2 separate regions of the Mus musculus genome follow, and region 1 is linked to region 2. The links are chromatin loops, found by intact Hi-C in ENCODE. Cell type or tissue: heart. All regions are shown on one strand. Links, peaks and the distances in the headings refer to the core of each region. The heading gives the core; the rest is flanking DNA.

The links. Peaks named below come from ENCODE experiments on the same cell type or tissue, not always from the same donor. Only the 100,000 strongest peaks of a DNase experiment are listed, where the experiment ranks them.
Region 1: a loop joins it to region 2, with 2.7 times the contacts of the local background. A loop is called at or near these places in 9 of 42 quality-filtered maps.

The regions. Positions count from the first base shown.
Region 1 is chr5:136,040,485-136,050,477 of GRCm38, forward strand. It overlaps Upk3b (uroplakin 3B), which reads left to right. Exons shown (of 6, transcript NM_175309.4): 4 at 1,278-1,357; 5 at 2,400-2,529; 6 at 3,451-4,509. The coding sequence ends at 3,610. Among named protein-coding and RNA genes, the nearest start is that of Upk3b, 7.0 kb to the left of the region's middle. In heart, for the core only: CTCF peaks have their summits at 4,561, 5,066, 5,656 and 5,857; a DNase peak (open chromatin) is centred at 5,697; H3K27ac peaks cover 253 bases.
Region 2 is chr5:135,899,429-135,909,421 of GRCm38, forward strand. Ywhag (tyrosine 3-monooxygenase/tryptophan 5-monooxygenase activation protein, gamma polypeptide) reads right to left here. Exons shown (of 2, transcript NM_018871.3): 2 at 8,951-9,993. Among named protein-coding and RNA genes, the nearest start is that of Hspb1, 17 kb to the left of the region's middle. In heart, for the core only: CTCF peaks have their summits at 1,472, 2,089 (motif pointing right) and 4,652 (motif pointing right); DNase peaks (open chromatin) are centred at 4,323, 6,623 and 8,053; H3K4me3 peaks cover 1,167 bases; H3K27ac peaks cover 2,226 bases.

The DNA.
Region 1 (9,993 bases), core at 1,144-9,143, 140 kb after region 2:
TGCTGACTGAAAACTTTCCCCCAAAAGATCTTTCAATTTGCTGATCGCAGTGACATACTCATGTGATCTCAGCACTGGAGACAGAGGAAGGAGGTTCATGAGTTCAAGGCCAGGTGCAGGTACATAATGAATTTGAGATAAGCTACTACTTAAGACCTTAAAACAAAAGATCGGCAGCTGGCTGGGGATGTAGCTCCGTTGGTAGGCGTTTAGTCTCTGTGTATGAAGCCCTCCGTTCCATCCCAGCACTCAAGAGGTGAAACGGCAGGAAACGCAGGAGTATGTTATTCACAGCCACAAATTGAATTCAAGGCTAGCCTGGGCTATATGAGACAGTTATTTCAAAAAACCAAAAGATACCCCCAAAAAAAACAAAACAAATAACAAACAAACAACAACAAAACCCAGATGTGTTCTAAGAGGGGAATGTGGATTTCTGCGTGAAACCAGTTACTGGTCTCAAGAGGATCTGACAGAATTCCCAACCCATAGCAGAGATGAAGAAACAAGGCCTGCTGTGCTAGGATTCAAACAAGGTTCTCTTCAGTGTTCATCACCAGATGAAGAGCCCAGGTGCCCTCAGAGAGACTCCGTAGTGGGGAGCCTAGACTTCGGGGTGATGTCTCCCTCTGATTCCTTTATCCAGGCTGGCAATAACGTCTTCCTCACAGCCATTCTGCCCTGCCCCCTTTCCCATCAGCCACTAGTGCTGGCTTCCCTCCATCTGTCTGTTGGGCCCACTCTGTTCTCTTCCTAGAGCTCCCACCCCTGAGAGAGAATAGCATAGTGCCAAGTATTCCCTCCCTGCTCTCCAGGCCCTAGGGGCTCCCAACAGGCCCTGACCACACCCTTAACTCCACCCACATGCCTTTGCCAGGGCTCCTAATTTGAAACCTACCCTCTTCTCAGAATGGTTGGCCCCACAAACTCCATAGACCTAAACTTCTATTTTGTTGTGCTGGTATTGAGCTCAAGAGTTTGAGCCACGCCCCCCAGCCCCTCCCTTGGGGATTCTAGGCGGGGCTCTAGCACTGAGCCACACCCCAGCCCCTCCCTGGAGGATTCTAGGCAGGGGCTCTACCACTGAGCTATATCCTCAACACTTTGTTTTACCTTTTATTTTGAGACAAGGTCTCTCAAAGTTGCCAGGCAGCCACTGAACTTGTGGTTCTCTTCCCACAGCTTACAGAGTACCTAGGATATCAGGCCTGTGCTGCCATGTTCACTTAAGACATCCGAGTCTTACTCTTGACCCCATTGCTTTCCTGTCTCTTCAGTGTGAAGTTCCTTGTAATGGATGCCGCCGGCCCACCCAAGGCTGAGACGAAGTGGTCCAACCCCATTTATCTCCACCAAGGTAGACTGGGGTGAGGGATCTAAGACTGACGAAACTCACGCCCGAAACTCTTGCTGAAGGGTGGGACTTGGGTCAGCTACATCACAATAGAACCAAACCTTTTTCCCTTAGTACTAAGCGTTGAAGCTTATGCAACCAGGGAAGTACTGTACTACACCAATCCATGGCCCTACCCCCTCCCTGGGGGATTCTAGGCAGGGGCTCTACCACTAAGCCATGCCCCCAGCCCCTCCCTGGGGGATTCTAGGCAGGGGCTCTACACAGAAGTACAATCCCAGGCCTCTTTTTTTTTTTTTTTTTTTTTTTCGAGACAGGGTTTCTCTGTATAGCCCTGGCTGTCCTGGAACTCACTTGGTAGACCAGGCTGGCCTCGAACTCAGAAATCCGCCTGCCTCTGCCTCCCGAGTGCTGGGATTAAAGGCGTGCGCCACCACGCCCAGCTCCCAGGCCTCTTTTTTACTTTACTTATTGAGATAGGGTCTAAATTGACCAAGCTGACTTTGAATCTCTGTAGCCCAGGATGGCCTGTAACTTGGGATTCCCTGCCTCATCCTCTCAAGTAACAGATTACAGGTGTGCCCGACAAGTTCCATCTTGACAGCTATCCACTCTTGCTTGGGTGTCCAGCCCCATTCTGCCCCAGGTTCTCTCTACTGTGTGCAGGGAGAAAGACCCAAGCATCCTTCTCCACCTAAAGGCCATGTTGGGGGTGGCACTTCCTTCAGAATCGGGCTACCAAGGCAGTTGGGTAAGGCGACAGGTGACTGTCATCTGAAGGCCTTCAATTCCAGGCTGTAGGGAGTAAGACCAGGTGATGAGGTGAATCCTGAGATCTGCCTGTGGTAGGGAACTGGAGGGAATGTTCTAGAAGGTGAGTCTAGTGTAGAAGAACCAGCAATGGCTGATTCAGGCTGGGGGGGGGGGGGAATGGCCAAGATAGATTGGCTCAGCAGGCTCTCTGGGGCCGTGGGGCAGCCAAGTCTTGAGCGCTGAGCTTGAGTGGGGAAGGTCAGCAGCCTCTGAATGGTTCCTGTGTGTGCAGGAAAGAATCCCAACTCCATTGACACATGGCCTGGCCGACGGAGCGGCTGTATGATCGTCATAACTTCCATCCTCTCTGCCCTGGCCGGCCTCTTGCTCCTGGCTTTCCTGGCAGCTTCCACTACGCGTTTGTAAGTGATGGCGACACCCCTCAGGCGCCTCTCCCCTGCCCGGATCCCTAGATCCAGAAAGCCTCTCCTGACTCCCTTCCACTCTGTGTCTGTCACCTGGGTGGCAGTTCCTCTGGAGTCAGGGGCAGAGTTTTTCCCCTGGGCTTTGTCTTTTTTCCATGAGCCCCTGGAGTGTCTTGGTAACTGCCGTTAGGGTAGGTTATCCCGGTATACCTGGACGAGGTGCCTCTCTAGCTGGCTCCAAAACAGAGGGAAGGGGGACTGGGGAGACACTTTAGTGAGCGAAGTGCTCCCTGCACAGACAAGGACCCAAATTTGAACCTCCAGCACTCACGTAAAATCCAGATGTGGTCGAGCGAGTCTGTAACCTAACTCATGGGGAGTGGCAGGAGGATCCCTAGAATCTGTGGCCAGCCAGTCATTAAAGGTTATAGTCAAAGACCCTGGCTCAAAAAGGTAAGATAATGTTGGCAGGATGGCTCAGTGGGTAAAGCCTCTTGCTACCAAGCCTGATGACTTGAGTTTGATCTGTGGGACCCACATGGCAGAGAGAACTGTCTCATGCCAATTGTCCTATGTCCTCCATATGCACCCCGTGGCATGTGCACCCCGCTTCCCGCCCCCCAACAGAATTTTTTTCTTAGAGGTAAGGTATAGTGATAGAGGAAGACACCCAACCCAACCCAACTTCCACACAGGCATATGCATGTGTGTGTGTGTGTGTGTGTGTGTGCACGCGTGCGCGCACCCCCATATACCTATGCACTACATATTTCATGTAACAAATAAAAAAGAGGACAGGTGAGGAGATGAGGGGATAGGCTGACGGGTAAAGATTCTGGGGAAGGGACACAGCTAGAATGTGATGGCCTCTGGTTAGGGATGTAACGTCGTCCCCCCCCTTTCTTCTCTCCCCTGCAGCTCCAGCCTGTGGTGGCCCGAGGAAGCTCCTGAGCAGCTGCGGATTGGCTCCTTCATGGGAAAACGTTACATGACTCACCATATCCCCCCCAGCGAAGCTGCCACACTGCCGGTGGGCTGCGAGCCTGGCCTGGACCCCCTTCCCAGTCTCAGCCCGTAGCCTGGTCTCTGTAGCTTGGGCCTGGGGTGAGGGGCAGAGAGCAGATGTGCAGGTCCTGTGGGGTGGGGGTGGGGGTCTTGCATCTGCACAGCCCCTTCTATCTGCCTGGCTGTTTTATTTCTGCTTTTGCCCCTCACTAGGCTCTGTCTGTAAGTATGCTTGCAGGTGGTCAAGGTCAGCTTGGCCAACTTAACCTCCTTCATGTAAGGCTAGAGGAGGTGGCCAGTTCATCTTCACCTTAGCCAGACTTCAGAGAACGCAGCAGGACGGTTGACACAAGCTACGATCCCCACACTTGGGAGGCTGAAGTAGGAGGGTCATGTACTTCAGGCTAGTCTGGGATATCTGGCAGGAGCAGGTCTCAAATGAAACAAACCAAAACAAAACAAAAACACACAACCCGGTAGGCAGCCTTGTTGGGCAGTCAGTAGGTTGGGCTGGGCCCATCATGAGTTATATGAGGTTCAGGCCACCTTCCGTCTGACCCAACAACCAGGGGTGGGGTGCAGTTACACAAATACCACTTTCGTCCCCCTCGCTCTTTCTGAGGATGGGTCTCACCAAGTGTACTGGTTAGAGAGTGTAAATGGCTATTAATGACAGTCGGCTACCTAGCCCAGCCCCTGTGCACACAGAGAGATGGTTCTGCACACTTCTCGGCTCACTCAGCATCATTTATTGTGCATCTGGCATTCTGCACCACATACAGTGTTAGACACGGCCTCGGGGAAAGCTGATTGTAACTTTGGAGGACTCTACCTTGCTTTGAATCGCAGACTGACACCTGTCCAGATGTGGGATCTATTACTGCTGGGGAGATGTCATGCTCTCAAACTATCCTCGGAGTCACTCTCCCAATTACCATAGTGGGCTCTTTGAGACCCACTGTACACTCGATCAAAGGAAAAGCTCTCCAGGACAAAGCCAGTGGTTCCTGCCATCACCATGCGGGGGCGCCCGCGAGTTGTAGCCCCGTGGCAGCAGGGCCTTGCGCATGCACTCCAGTTTACTGCTCCATCTGCATTCCTGTCCTGTCAGGGGTCAGGGAAGAATGTATTTCCGACTCATCCAGGCTGAGCCTGCAGAGGTACCAAATTTTCTTTAACGGCGACCCTTGCCTGCCCTCACTGTTCAGCCACCCTACCCCATGTCCCACGGGGCTTGTCTGATCAAGCTTTTTGGAAGTTAATAAATGTTACTATGGCAGGAGTGTTGCTCAGGCTGGCTCTGCGACAGGAGCATATGGTGGTGCTCTGGCGCTGCCTCTTACGGGTCCTTTGATTGCCGCCAGTTTGTGCTTTGGAATAACAGAGAAACGTGCTCACTTTTCAGAATCAAGCGGCCACAGCCACTCTCCCTCCTGGCACAGGCCTCAGTGGCAGATCTTTATCAAGTCGGTGAACCTCTGCCTCTGAGTTCTAGTCCCCATCTTGCCGAACCCCCAGCATGCAGGTGACCCCTAGAGGTGTAGATAGAAGCTGCACCCAGCCAAATGCTCCAGTGGCCAGAGAAACGTGCGTGGAGCAACTTTTGAAATTGGACCAGATGAGAGCAGAGGGCCCTGTGGACCAGGAGAGGGCTAACCTGCCTTGGCGTTGGGAAAGAGATACTCGGTCCCCCACACCCACACAACTTGTCCCAGCACCCGTCCTTGTTTCCTTGACCACTGGTATTTGCTGAGTTAAAAGATGAATGAAGGGCCTGTGAGATGCCATCAAGTCGACTGACATGAATTCATGAATTGTTCTCACGTGGGAGGAGAGAACCAGTTCTGGCAAGTTGTCCTCTGACCCTGACCTCTACAAAAATAAGGCACGTGTGCTCCCCCCAAACCTCCCCATCCCCTTGTCCTCTGCACCCCGACACCTGCAAATGCAAGATAATTAACAGGTCTTTATTTTTCAGGTGTATTTTAAATTTTATTTTAAAGTGTATGATTTAAGATTTATTTTAAAGAGCTAAAGGTTCAGCTAGACTTGCGAAAGGATCCCCAGACTTTGTGATCCTGGTGCCCCGTGGCTTGCTGTAGGTACTTTTACAGTCTGTGGTGATTCCCGCCGCCGCCACACGGGGGCGAGAGTATGCCTTTGCAATCTCTACAAAGTCCTGAAAGGGAAGAAAATGGAAAACAGCAGGCTTGGCCCGCATGGGCGGAGTGGGGTGGAGGGGATGGGGTCAGGGTTAGGGTGGGAGTGGGAGAGGCAGTGGGATGTCAGTTGGGGCCCCGAGGCTGGAGAATTGCTGTGATTTTTTTTTTTTTAAATTACTGTGATTTTGAGGCCAATACTTTAGAGATGGATGGGGAAACTGGAGGACTGGGAGTTAAAGACTGTTGTCATATTTACAGTCTGAGGCTCTGCCTCAAAAACACAAAATTAAACACATGCACACAGGAATGAGAATGGAGATCTTCATGCACCTAACACCAGGGAGAGTTCCATCACATTCCCAGAAAAAGGAGTTCTGGGGGTGCGGGTGGGGGTGGGGGGTGTCGTGTGTGTGTGTGTGTGTGTGTGTGTGTGTGTGTGTGCGTGCTGAGACAAGATCTTGATATGTTCGCTCACTAGATCTTGAACTCTGTATGTTCCTTTCTCAACTTCTAGAGTGGCAGATATGCAGGGCATGTGCCTGGGGACATCTCCCCACCCCAATAGAAAATAACACAGCCTTCTTTAAAACAAAAAAAAAATTTTAAGCTTTGTTTGTTTTATGTGTATGAGTGTTTTGCCTGCATGTCCGTGTGTGCACTGAATTTGTGCCTGGTGCTCGCAGAGGTCAGAAGAGGGGGGTTGAGCTACTGGGACTGGAGTTATGGGCAGTTGGGAGCCACTGTGTCGGTACGGGGAGTTGACCCAGCACCCTCTGCAAGAGCAGTCAGTGCTCCTGACGGCTGAGCCATCTCCCCAGTCCAGAGACTTGTGTCAGTTGTTGTTCAAGTTTCATGAAGGTGTTACCAACAACGGAGGGGGAATTTACGTCCCTAGCCCCTAACATCAACACAGAGACCAGACGATGGCTGGGGAGGAGGCTACTAGGTGCTTGCTGCCAAAGCCTGCCAAACTGAGTTTGGTCACCAGGACCTACATGGTAGGAGGAGAGAGCCTCTGATTTCCACTCACTGGCACACCCACACACATCTCACACACACACACACACACACACACACACACATACACACGCACATGCACGCGCCACCCCACCCACCCCACCCTACCCCCACCATTGCCCAAGACTCAAGTCTCAAGATGGCAGGCGGAAAGCTAACCATGTGCTATCTTGCTGTGGCTTTTCCCTTCTCCCTAGGAAGAGAGAAGGAGCAAGCAAACAGAGAGCCTTAAACTCCACAAAACTAGTCGGGCGGTGGTGGCGCACGCCTTTAATCCCAGCACTTGGGAGGCAGAGGCAGGCAGATTTCTGAGTTCGAGGCCAGCCTGGTCTACAAAGTGAGTTCCAGGACAGCCAGGGCTACACAGAGAAAGCCTGTCTCGAAAAAAAAAACAAAAACAAAAAATCCACAAAACTTTCCAAAGCACAGCATGGTACATTGGCACAGCGTGCTACTTGCAAAATGGCTGGCCGGGAAATGTGGACGGGGTGGCTCAGACTGTAAAGCCATTTGCCGCCATAGCTAGGAAGCCTTGAGTTTGATTCTTGGAACCTGGGTAAAGCTGAAAGGAGAGAACAAGTTCACATGGTTGGCGTCCGATCTCCACACACACGCAGGCCACTCGGTACCCTTCTCTCCTGCAGAATAATAGTGATTTGAAAGGCAGGGATGCTGGAGCAAGGGCTCAGCAGTTAAGAGTATCTGCAGCAGCCGGGCGGTGGTGGCGCACGCCTTTAATCCCAGCACTTGGGAGGCAGAGACAGGTGGATTTCTGAGTTCGAGGCCAGCCTGGTCTACAAAGTGAGTTCCAGGACAGCCAAGACTATACAGAGAAACCCTGTCTCGAAAAACCAAAAAAAAAAAAAAGAGAGAGAGAGAGAGTATCTGCAGCTCCCAAGCTTGCTTCCCAGCACCCACATCAGCACCACCTGAAATGCAGCTCCGGGGGAGCCAGGCTGTTTATGGTATCTTTGGGCAACCACAAACACATGCACAAATGTACACGTGCGCACACACACACACACAAATTTTTAATATTTAAAAATATTTTAAAAAAACAAAACAAAACTGATCCCAGTGTTATTGCACACATCTTTGAGCCCAGGAGGCAGAGGCAGAGGCAGAGGCAGAGGCAGAGGCAGAGGCAGAGGCAGAGGCAGAGGCAGAGGCAGAGGCAGAGGCAGAGGCAGAGGCAGAGGCAGAGGCAGAGGCAGAGGCAGAGGCAGAGGCAGAGGCAGAGGCAGAGGCAGAGGCAGAGGCAGAGGCAGAGGCAGAGGCAGAGGCAGAGGCAGAGAGGATCTCTGTGACCTTGAGACCATCCTTGTCTACATAGCAAGTTTCAGGGCAGCCTAAGCAACCTAGTGAGACCCTGGGTACTGGCTGGTTTTGTGTGTCAAGTTGACACAAGAAAGAGTCATCAGAGAGGAAGGAGCCTCAGTTGAGGAAAAAAGCTTCCATGAGATCCAGCTGTAAGGCATGGCCTTCCATGAGATCCAGCTGTAAGGCATGGGAGGGCCCAGCCCATTGTGGGTGGGGCCATCCCTGGGCTGGTGTTTATATAAGAAGGCAGGATGAGCAACCCCTGAGGAGGGAGCAGTAAGCAGCACCCCTCCCTCCATGGCCTCTGCATCAGCTCCTGCCTCCAGGTTCCTGCCCTGCTTGAGTTCCTATCCTGACTTCCTTTGGTGATGAACAGCAATGTGGAAGTGTAAGCTGAATAAACCCTTTCCTCCCCAACTTGCTTTTTGGAGATGGTGTTTCATTGCAGCAATAGAAACTCTGACTAAAACACCCTGTCTAAAAAATTGAAAATAAAATAAAAATTTAAGAAGCTGCCTTGCTAGCACAGCCCAGCTCACAGGCGTTCACTGTCACGGGCTCGCTGCTGTGCCAGCCCTGCCAGGACTCTGACACCACTGTGGGATTACATGGAGGAATGAACTAAATACCAAAGGACAGCCTGACGTGCCAGACATGCCTGACGAGAAGCTGGAGATGGCTGTCCACAATACTAGCAGCTCCTGTCAGCCATGAGAATGTTGATTTAATATATGCTAGGCACTGGTGGCACATGGGTGTTGGCAAATTCCTAATGTTTCATGAAGTTAGATCCCTCCCTCAGGTCATCTGGAGGCCATCGTCAGAAGCCACCCACTGGTGATCTCCTGCCCTAGGCTATGCTGGCTGAGGTGTCACAGAGGTGTCAGTGGTCCTGCCCAGAACAGTTAGCTGATGCTGTGCTGGGCCCCATCAAACCCTGAGGGGACATTTTGCCCCAGAGTTCCACACAGCAGGAGCACTAGAAACCTTGGGATGAGTCTCTAGCACCAACCAGGTTGTAAAGAGGTTTTTTACTTTGTTTCTTTGGACGTAGCAGGACAATGTCTTACTTACTATGTAGCCCTGGCTGGCCTGGAACTCACTATGTAGACCAGGCTGGCCTTGAACTCAGAGATCCCTGAATATCCTTGCCTCTTGAATGTTGGGATTAAAGCTGTGTGGATCATTTACTTTTGTTCTCTTCTTGAGACAGGGTCCTGTGATTTTCCTGCCTCTATCTCCCAAGTGTTAGGATTAACTACCACACTCAGTGGGAGGAATTTATGTACTTACTATTCCTCTATTGTGCTGCTGGGGTCTCTACTTGGGCCCTCATATATGCTAGGCAAATGCTCTACCACTGAGCCACATCCCCAGCCCTTTACTGGGGAGAATTCTAGGCAGAGGCTCTAACCACTGAACGACACCCACAGTCTCTCACTGGGGGATTCTAGGCAGGTGCTTTACTGCTGAGCTATGTCCCAAGTGCCAAGAACGTTTTATTAAAGGATCCCGGAGGACTCTATATAAGGAAATGTCATGACACCCATTGACCCATAGCTTCATCGCTCATCAGTCAAAAACAAGTTCTTTGTGAAAAAGGAAAAACATCCAGGATTGGGGGTTGTGGGGAGGTGACTGCACCGTGATTCATCACTCAGCAGAGCATAGGTGTTGGAACACAGGGTGGGAACAGACCTCAGGCAACTCCCTCCCTCTCATCTGCCTGTAAAGGCCCTGGGCTGAGTCTGGGGACACAGATTCAGTCCCCAGAACCCACACGGGGAACAGAGAACCAACTCCTAAAAGTAGTCCTCTGACCTTCATACACATTGCTAGAGCATGTGCATGCCACCCTTCCTCCAGCACACACATGATAAATTAGTGCAATAAAACTTGTCTTAGGGTCTGGAGAGAGATAGCTCAGTGGACAAGAAAACTGGCCCCTCCAAAGGAC
Region 2 (9,993 bases), core at 1,325-9,324:
GCTTGTAATAAAGACCTGCATGTGTTTACATTGGAATTGGCTCCTCAGTGGCCTTTGGGGTCCCTGAGACTTGGGCCTAGCACCACCTTTTCAGAAGCGAGCATCCTTTTCATCCCTGTGAAGACCACGATGCTCTCCCAGCCTTGAGGCCATGAACCCTGCCAGTATCTGGATTTGAGGGGCACAGTAAAGAAACCAGAAGAGTCAGTCCATGGGTAAAAAAGGCCGGGGTCGGGGGAGGTTTTTCCAGCTCCCAAGGAGAGGGAGGAAATCTTCATGGTTACAAGGGACTGGGAGGAAGGGAGCCTGTGAGCTGGTGGGGTGGGAGCTTTGAGGTATATTACTAGGCTAGCATGGATCTTGATATGCTGATAGGTAACAAAGGCATGTGTGAATGGGGGAACCTGGTTTTTTGTTTTGTTTTGGTTTTGGTTTTGGTTTTTTTTTTTTTTTTTTTCTTTTTTGGCTTTTTTCAAGACAGGGTTTCTCTGTGTAGACCTGGCTGTCCTGGAACTCACTACCAGGCTAGCCTCGAACTCAGAAATTCTCCTGTGTCTGCCTCCCAAGTGCTGGGATTAAAGGCATGCGCCACCACTGCCTGGCCAGATGCCAAGTCTTTGATCCTCAGAACGCTTCAGGGCTGAACAAGGCACACTCAGGCAGGCAGCCCACTTTTCCCAAGCTTTGAGACTGCCCCTGAATGAAGCCCATATCCCCAGCACCCACCTATGAGAAGTCCCCTGAGCACTCTCCCAGACACCCTACCTTAACCAGGGGTTCGCTGACCAACTTCTAACTCTATCAGACTAGAGAAGACATCAGGTAAGAGGCCCAGGTCTAGGGTCTGAGAGATAGCCCAGTTGATAAAGTGTTTGCCTTAGCAAGTCTGGGGACCTGAGTTCAATCCTTTCTGGGGGCTTTTAACCGAGTAAAACTTCTGGATGTGGTGGAGCATGCTTGTAACCCCCACACCAGTGAGGTAGAAATAACAGATTCCAGAAGCCCACTGGTAGCCAGCCCAGCTTACTTAGAGACCAATGAGAGAGCCTGTTTCAAGGGAGGCAGACAGTGCCTTTTCTGGATGCTAACACTGTCCTCCACATACAGACAGTCACCCACATGGGAGCAAGAAGGAACGGGTAGGGGTGAGGGAAGAGAAAGAGAGAGGGAGAGTGAGAAGAAGGGAAGGAGAAGGAAAAAGAGAGAGATCTCTGAGTGTGCTCTGGGCTTATCTTCTCTGCTTCTAGCCTGTTTCCAAGGGTCCTCAAAGCCACTGAAATGTCCCTACTGTGGGACTGACCAGTGCTTGGGCCTGTTGACTGCTAGCCCATTCTGTTACTAGCAGCCATATTAGACCTTTGGCTTTCCCTATGCACCTTTCAGATAGGAATTGTTCCCGATTGTGTCTTAACTCTCCGCACAGCCAACACCTGCTAGCTGTCACTTATCCACTAGCAACCCTAGGCCACTAAGAGGCAGCAGAGGCGCATTCAGGTACTTGTGAGCAGGCCATGCAAACTGCCACTTTTTGTGTATACTTTAATTTTTTATTTATTCATTTTACTTTTTTTTTTTTCAGAAAGGGTTTCTCTGTGTAATCTTGGCTGCCTTGGAACTCATTCTGTAGACCAGACTGGCTTAAATTTAGAGATCTCCATCAGATTTGGCTGTAAGGCATTTTTTTAATTAATGATTGATGGGGAAAGGCCCAGCCCATTGTGTGTGGGGCCATCCCTGGGCTGGTGGTCCTGGGTCCTATAAAAAAGCAGGCTGAGAAAGCCAGTAAGCAGCACCCCTCCATGGCCTCTGCACCAGCTCCTGCCTCCAGGTTCCTGATTTCCTCCAGTGATGACTAGCAATATTGACGTGTACCCGGGATAAACCCTTGCTTTTTTAAAATTTTTTAAATTTTTTGTTGTTCAGGTTCTTTTGGGGGTGTGGTGTTGAGATGGGGTTTCTCTGTATAACCTCTGATTCCCACGTTCTAGAATTAAAAGCATGAAACACCACTATCTAGCTCCCTTTAAAAAAAATTTTTTTTAATTGTGTGTAGGTATGTGTACATGCATGCAGGTGCCTGCAGAGGCCAGAAGGGGGCGCTGAAGATACAGGTAGTTGCGAGCCTCAAGAGGTAGGTGCTGGGACAAGCTCCTAACTAGTGAACCATCAGCCCCTCCCTGCTTGTTTGTTTGAGACAGGGTCTCTCTATACTACTGGCTGTCCTGGAACTCACTCTGTAGATCAGGCTGGCCTCGAACTCAGAGATCCACCTCTTCTGCCTCCCAAGTGCTGGGATTAAAGGCATGCACCACCATACTCAGCTGCCGCCCTTTTAAAAAACAAGGTCTCATACAGTGCAGTGTTGACCTTGCTGTGTAGCTGAGAATGATCTTGTACTCCTGATCTTCCTGCCTTCAATATCACAGACATGTGTCACACTAGATTTCTGTGGTGAGAGGGATGGAACCAAAGGCTGTCTGGTTGCTAGGCAACTGAAGTGTCCATTTCTGACTTAGGCTGGCCTTGAACTTCTGATCCTCCTGTCGGAGCTTCCCAAATGCTGGAATTAGAAATATACATAACCATACTCTGCCACACTCAGCTTCCTGTATCATTTTTTGTGGTGCTGGAGATTGAACCCAGGGCTTTGAGCCCTGTGTGTGTGCTGCAACTGAGCCAATTCCTTAGAGCAGCAGCAGGAAGCCAGTGAGTATCAAGTAATTGTTTGGTTCTATGTCGTTAGCCTTAGTCATGAAAGGTAAGCTTGCTACCACAAAACTGCACCCCAGTTCCTCCCTGGGGGATTCTAGGCAGGGGCTCTACCACTGAGCCACGCCCCCAGCCCCTCCCTGGGGGGATTCTAGGCAGGGGCTCTACAACTAAGCCATGCCCCCAGCCCCTCACTGGGGGATTCTAAGCAAGAGGTCTACTTTTTACTGAGGTAATTTAATCTCCCCTTTCCCTACCCAATTTATTTTGAGACAGGAGTTCATTGACTTAAACTTGCCATCCTCCTGTCTCAGCACCTCCATATACCAATCTCACCCCTGTATCCGGGAATTACAAACCTGAGCCATGAGTTATAGTTTGCTCTCTCTCTCTCTCTCTCTCTCTCTCTCTCTCTCTCTCTCTCTCTCTGTGTGTGTGTGTGTGTGTGTGTGTGTGTGTGTGTTTGGTTGGTTTGATTTTTTGAGATTTCTCTGTGTAGCCCTCCACCGACACTCTTTGTGAGGTAGGTAGGCTAAATGGTATGCCCTGCATACTTAGGACACAGTGAAATGTGAATTCAAACCCTGATTTTTCTTCCCTCATACAAGATGAGGCATGGCTGAATGACAGAAAACTGATCTTTGAGCCAATGAGATGGCATCGTGGAGAAAGGAGCCCGTGCCAAGTCTGTTGAGAGACCTGAATTTAATATCTGAGGTCCACATGGTGGAAGGAGAGAACTCACTCACACATGTAAACACACACAATTCCTCCAATCCTCCTACTACTACTATGTAGCTGTCTATCTGGCTGTCCTGGAATTTGGTATGCAGACCATGCTGTCCTCGAACTCACTGTCATAAGACTGCCACTGCCTTCTGAGTGCTGGGATAAATGGCGTGCACCTCCACACCTAGCCTCATCTCCCTAATTCATGGTTAGAAAATGACAAGGGAGGAGCCGACACTCTTTTCTTCTTCTGACCTTGTTGCAAGCTGATTCCTAATTGGCCACCATTAATTTGAAATCGTAAATATCTGACCAGAGCTGGCTGGGGCCTTGAATACTACAGAGAGAAGAAACTGGCTTCTAGGTCCCCCGGACTATCATAGCCTATCATAGCCCACTACCAAAGGGCCAGCGTGTGAGGGGATGAAACTTGGCATATTGGTCATTCACCTTTGGGCTCTCCCAGAGTATGTGGACTGGAGCACAAAGATGCTGAGCCCCGGTTCCCCAGTTAAGGACACAGGAGAAATGTAGATAGATTTCTTGGGATCGGTTCGGGAAGATAATATGGAGATTAGGGACTGCAGCAAGCTTAGAGGTCAGAGAGTGGGTCACTGTTTCTATAGCAACCCTGAGGGCGAGGACCACCTGGAGCTTGATGCACCACCCTCTAAAGGAGGTTTTTACGCCCTAAAAGGCCAAAGCAGATTATTCGGTAAGGACTACAAAGGAGGAGACAAAGCGGAGTGAAGAGGACCCGGAAGCCATGATAAGCTCCGCATTAGCACTGCGGCGGGCTCGGCAGGCGAATTCCAAAGGAGGGATGCGAGACCCAGCAACAGGCCGGCCATTGGCACGGAGGCGAGATGCTGGCTTGTGATTGGCTCTTGCCACGCTCGGGCTAGAAGGCAATCTCCGTGCTGGGTGGGGCGGGGCTGAGCCGCAGCCCTGCCTAGCTTACAGCCGGGTACCTGGGCAGTCCGCAATGGCCAGAGGTAGGAGAGTGGTCACTCTTAGATGCCTGGCTCTTATGGGCACACGCAGGCAGCACAATCCTTCGTTTCAAGCCCAGGTGTTTGGGAAGGGGAACATGCAGAAACTCGGGAATGGAGATCTCAGATGGGCTGGCCTCGAGGTCGCTACTGTCATCAGGGTCTGGGCTCAAGGCTGGAAGCAAATACCCGCACTAACGGGGACAGCTGCAGAACCGGCAGTACCCACCAGGGGGAGGCAGAGGACGTCGGTGCTGGAGTCATTGAGGGTTTGGGGAAAATAGATCCCAGAAGGGAAGATTCCTGAATCCCAATCCCAGTTACCCCAACTCCAGGATCTTGTATTAACGCTCTACCTTCCTTGGCCTTTTTTCTTTCTTTCCTTTTTTGTTTCTTTTAGACAAGGTCTAACTGTATGACTCTGGCTTCAAACTCACAACATTGCTCCTAGCCGTCTTTGGAGTTCTATACTCACAGGGCCTGACAAAACTTTGAGACCCGGTCATATGCAGCCCAAGCTAGTCTGAAATGTATGGAAGTAGGCCTTGAACCCCAGAAATGTGTCTTCGTTTTGCACCTCATCTTCTCAGCATCCTCCCCCGCTTTTAACTTTGCTTTCCTTTCTTTCTGAGACTGGTTTCATGCAATCCAAGCTAGTCTTGAACATTACCTTGCAACTTTAAAAAAGATTTTGTGTGGGTGTGTTGTGTACACAGGCATATGCAGAGGCCTGAAGAGGGTGTTGGGGTATCCTCTACTGCTTACTGCCTCTTCCGGAGCCAGGCTCTTTTCCTGAACCTGGGATGTGAATTTCCTCAGGTAGGCTGGAAGGCAGCAAGCATCAGTTGTTGACGGTCCTTTGGAGCACAGGTCGCCTGGCTTGCCAGGGTGCTGGGTCCTGGTAAAAGCACGGCACACTCTTCCCAACCTAGCCTCGGCTCCAGCTCTCAATCTAGAACTCAGCCTCCAGCCTCTGAGAGTGCTAGGAATATCAGGTGTACCCCACTTCAGCAGGTGTGCCCCCACATGCACCCTGGTGGTCTTGATGTGCATGGAGTTTGTGGGTTGTTTTTGTTGTTTTTTTTTGTTTGTTTGTTTTGTGACAGGGTTTCTCTGTGTAGCCCTGTCCTGGAACTCGCTCTGTAGACCAGGCTGGCCTTGAACTCACAGATCTACCTGCTTCTGCTTCCCAAATGTTGAAACTAAAGGTGTGCACCACCACACCTGGCTCGATTTCATGTATGATAAGCAAACACTTTACCAATTTGATTGAGCTCCCTCCCAGGGCCTGTTATCCTTACCCAGCTTCATTTTGTCTTGAAACGTCTAAGAGGGGGATCCAGTCCGTGACCACGGCTTAGTCTCTGTCCAATGCCCTTATTCCCAGCACTTGGAAGGGAAAGGCATTCTGACTTCCAGACTAGAAATAAAACCTTGCGTTTTTTGTTTTGTTTTTTAAGTCAATGCACCACATATACCAATGATATGGCACCTCTAGCTTCTGCCCCCACAATAGGGTATATCATGGTGGGGCTCTGGACAACAGTTAGAATGATTAAAATTCAAAGACTGACTCAGAACAGGCTGGGCTTACCCAGCCGATAGTTGCCCAACTCTCGTTTCCTGACCGAGGGGCCAGGTTTCCACCCTTCTGCCCCCCTCCCTTACTTCACGCAGACTGAGAAGTCAGCACTGTGGAGGGACAGCAGTATTCCCAGCAGTTCTTTTGCAAGAAGAATCTTCAACTCTAGGGAACACTCCTTACACACACACACACACACACACACACTCTCTCTCTCTCTCTCTCTCTCTCTCTCTCTCTCTCTCTCTCCCACACCCACCCTTTTTGAGGCAGGGTTTCTGTGTGTAGCCCTGGCTGTTCTGGAACTCATCCTGTAGACCCAGGCTGGCCTCAAATTTAAGAGTGCTGGGATTAAAGGCAATCTTTGCCACCACTGCCTGGCTGGCTGGCAAAACCCCTTCTAACTGATATGGGGAAAGTACTTTTGGAAAGCACTATTGCTCCTGTGGAATCCAAAGTTCCCACACTAACTAAAGCACTAACAACCAAGGCACAGCTTGGGGGAGGGGGATCCCCCAGCAAGCAAGGGCTACTCATACATACCACACAGCACCCGTCAAACATTCTCTAGTGATTGGCTGAGGAGGGGGCAAGAAGCTCAGCAGTAGAGTGACACACCCCCTCCCGGGAACTCAGAGCCACACCCATCTCTGCCTCAAGTGCTGGGCTTATGGTGTGCCACTGCCCAGCTGGTAGAGTGGTTCTTAGGAGCACTAGATCCTGTCCTGAGACCTGCCAAACCAACCCACACCTAAGAAAACTCAGCAACCATCGCGATCCCCTTGTGCAAACCCAGCTCTATGTGAGATTAAAGAAATGTCTAGGGCTGGAGAGACGGCTCAGTGGTTAAGAGCACAGACTGCTCTTCTGAAGGTCCAGAGTTCAAATTCCAGCAACCATATGGTGGCTCACAACCATCTGTAATGAGATCTGATGTCCCTCTTCTAGGGTTTCTGAAGACAGCTACAGTGTACTTACATATAATAAATAAATCTTAAAAAAAAAAAAAAAAAGAAAAAAGTCTAAGGGGACCCAGTCATATCCATTATGGTGGGAAAGAACGGAAGTGGTGAGACTCCCTTGATGCAGACTCACAATGTCTCAGGGTTGCCTGCTCAGAGGTCCCTTGTGAGCACGGACAGCTACACTGTTCCCCATCTTGTTTTTGGAGGTAGGACAACTACAGACCAGCAGACCTACCTCACCTGGTGAAGCAAGCAGAAGTCAACCATCCTATCTACAGGTCCAAGGGAAGAAGCCCGGTGCTTTTTTTGCTGGGTGCTGGCAATATCCAGACCTGTAGTTTGGGCCTTGACAATGTAGGCAATGGGCTCTGCTAGGTGGACCAGGGTGGAGGCCAGGCAAAATCTTTAGCTATTAGCCTGGGTGCAGTGACCACCTTTAATCTCAAGAATTGGGAGGCGGAGGCAGAAGAATTTAAGAGTTTGAGGCCAGCCTGGGCTACATAACCCTCTCACATACAAACGCAGAAATCTGCCTGTCTTTACTTGAGATTAAAGTCAGTGCACACTCACACCCAGCTGTTTGGTTTTGTTGTCGAGTCAGGGCCTCTCTAACTCAGCGTTTTTCAATCTGTGGTCAGGACCCCTTCAGGTTGCATAACCATAGCAAAGCCAGTTATGAAGTGCCAATGAAAATAGTGTTTATGTCACAGCATGAGGAAATGAAAGGGTCACAGCATAAGGAAAGCTTAGAACTGCTGTCCTAAGCCCAGTTGGCTTTTCCCTGCCCATAGATACCCAGTTGATCACAAGAGGCCAAATTTGTGGCTCTTCAGATCTAACTGTAGGCTGCCATGGCAGAGCTAGGAAAACGACAGCGGCAGGCCCACCAGGCAAGTTGTCTGTCAGACCTCGGCTGAATTCAGATTCATCTGGTTATTGAATGTCAACTCCCAGAAATAGAGACTGCTGTTAGCGGGGTTAGTTTTCGGCGGAGGCCGTTCCCCCAAGCTTGACTGAGGCCCAGACTGCCGTTCTTGGCCACCCGATCACCCTGTGAGTCAACAGCAGGTTCAGCTGACCAGTGTCAAGGCCAACACATGTGGTAATCACGCATAAATAGAGTGAGGAGAGAGCAGTAACAGGAGCATATGTCCCGGGCAGAAAGAGCCTGCCGTGCTCCCACCTCCAGAGTTCTTGGAAGGAGCAGTACTCAGATAGGGAGGGTCCCAAGTACGTGGGTAGGTCACTCCACTAGCACCACTCCCAACTCCTGCCACCACCCTTTCTGTATTGCTTTTACTCCCCCCTTTTTAAAGACAGGCTCTTCCTATGTTGGTCACCCAGCCTGGCTTTGAACTCAAGACCTTACTTTAGCATCCAGGGTGCTGCTATGTGCCTCTTGGTTATTACTACATTCTCCCCCCACTCCTACAACACAGGGTTTCTCTGGGCAACCCTGGCTCTCCTGGAATTTGCTCTTGTAGACCAGGCTGGTCTTGAACTCAGAGGTGCAAGCCTATACATACTCCAGCTCTCCGGTGGCAAGCTGATCTTTCAGCTTACTCTGCCTGGGTGACAGTGAGCCTACCAAGCTCCACTCTTCAGTCATATCAATCCCTCCTAAATGACACATTAGCGGACCCAGCACAAGCCCTGGGGATGTGACATGACTGCGAAGCACCTCAGTCAGTTGTCTCACTGTATAATAAATGTAAGCTGGCCCTGAATTTGTGATCCTCCTGCCTCAGAGTATCAAGTACTGGGATCACAGATGTAAAACCACCAAACCAACTTGCTCCATCTCCACTCCCACCCCCCAGCCCCTACAAACTGTGCCAGGAAGTCAAATCTAACCCTCCCACCTGCTAGACCAGAGCTGAGCCTCTGAGCCCCAACCCCCGCCAGCCTCACTCCCCAGTGGAGGTGGAGGACGCCCACCGCCAATCACATTGTCAAAAACACAGCAGTTAAACGCTATTAAATGAAGCTGGGCACCGCCGACATCAGATCTGTAAGTTTATTTTGCTCAATGTACGACGGCTACATAATGACTCACATTCATGAATATTCCATCACTGAGGAAACTGCTAAGAATGGTCCGTGTGCGAAATAATTCCTTAGCGAAACACGGAGTTGGGGGGGAAAAAATCACTTGATTAGACCTTAAAAATATTTTCACTGCATAACATGACAAGAAAGCACAGAGGCGCGTTCTGAGAACGTCCGCGCGTTCTCCTGCACTGCGATAGTTATAGTTTCACCATGACAAACACCAGACATTATTAAGAGTAAGCTAACACTGGTGTTTCTTTTGTCCCCTCCCCCCTGAAAAACAAAATATAGAACTGCATGTCACTATAGCAACATCCAAAACAGATCAATCTGTTACAATCACTATTTGGTAAAGCAAACTTTACCCCTGAAAGGAAAAAATTAAATTAAAAAAAAGAAGTTTAAAAAAAAAATTGAAGTCTTAAGTTTTTTTGTCATAGGATACATAACACCTACAGTGTAAGGTAATAAATGTCAAGCTACCGTATAGAAATACAACACCAGCATGCACAATACTGTATCAATAGGATGGAGGAGCAGCCGCGCGGCACTGGGGACAGCATCAGAGGCAGGCACACTTCTCAACAGTAAAGGAAGGAGAAGGAACCAAGCTCACGGCAGGTCTCCCGCTCTCCCTCTTCAGTTCTACCCTCACATGACTGTTCTAGAACACAGCAAAGGTCAAGGCTGAAATGTAAAGAGAAACTAGGTTTTGCAATTCCAGTAGGTCATTTCCAAACAGTACAAGCGGGACACAGACACGCTCACTGCGGACAAGGAGACAAACCCCCGGGCGAAGCCTCTCCGGCCCCTCTGTCCACTCTGGTGGCCAAGCTTCCTCTGCTGCGGCCTTGCGCGGTCTCGGTTAGGGGGTGCTGGCACACTAGCATGGGGAGGGGCTCCGAGAAAGGGCATGCTGGGACTGTGCAGAGGGGCGTCATCCTTCCGCAGCCACGGCACCAGC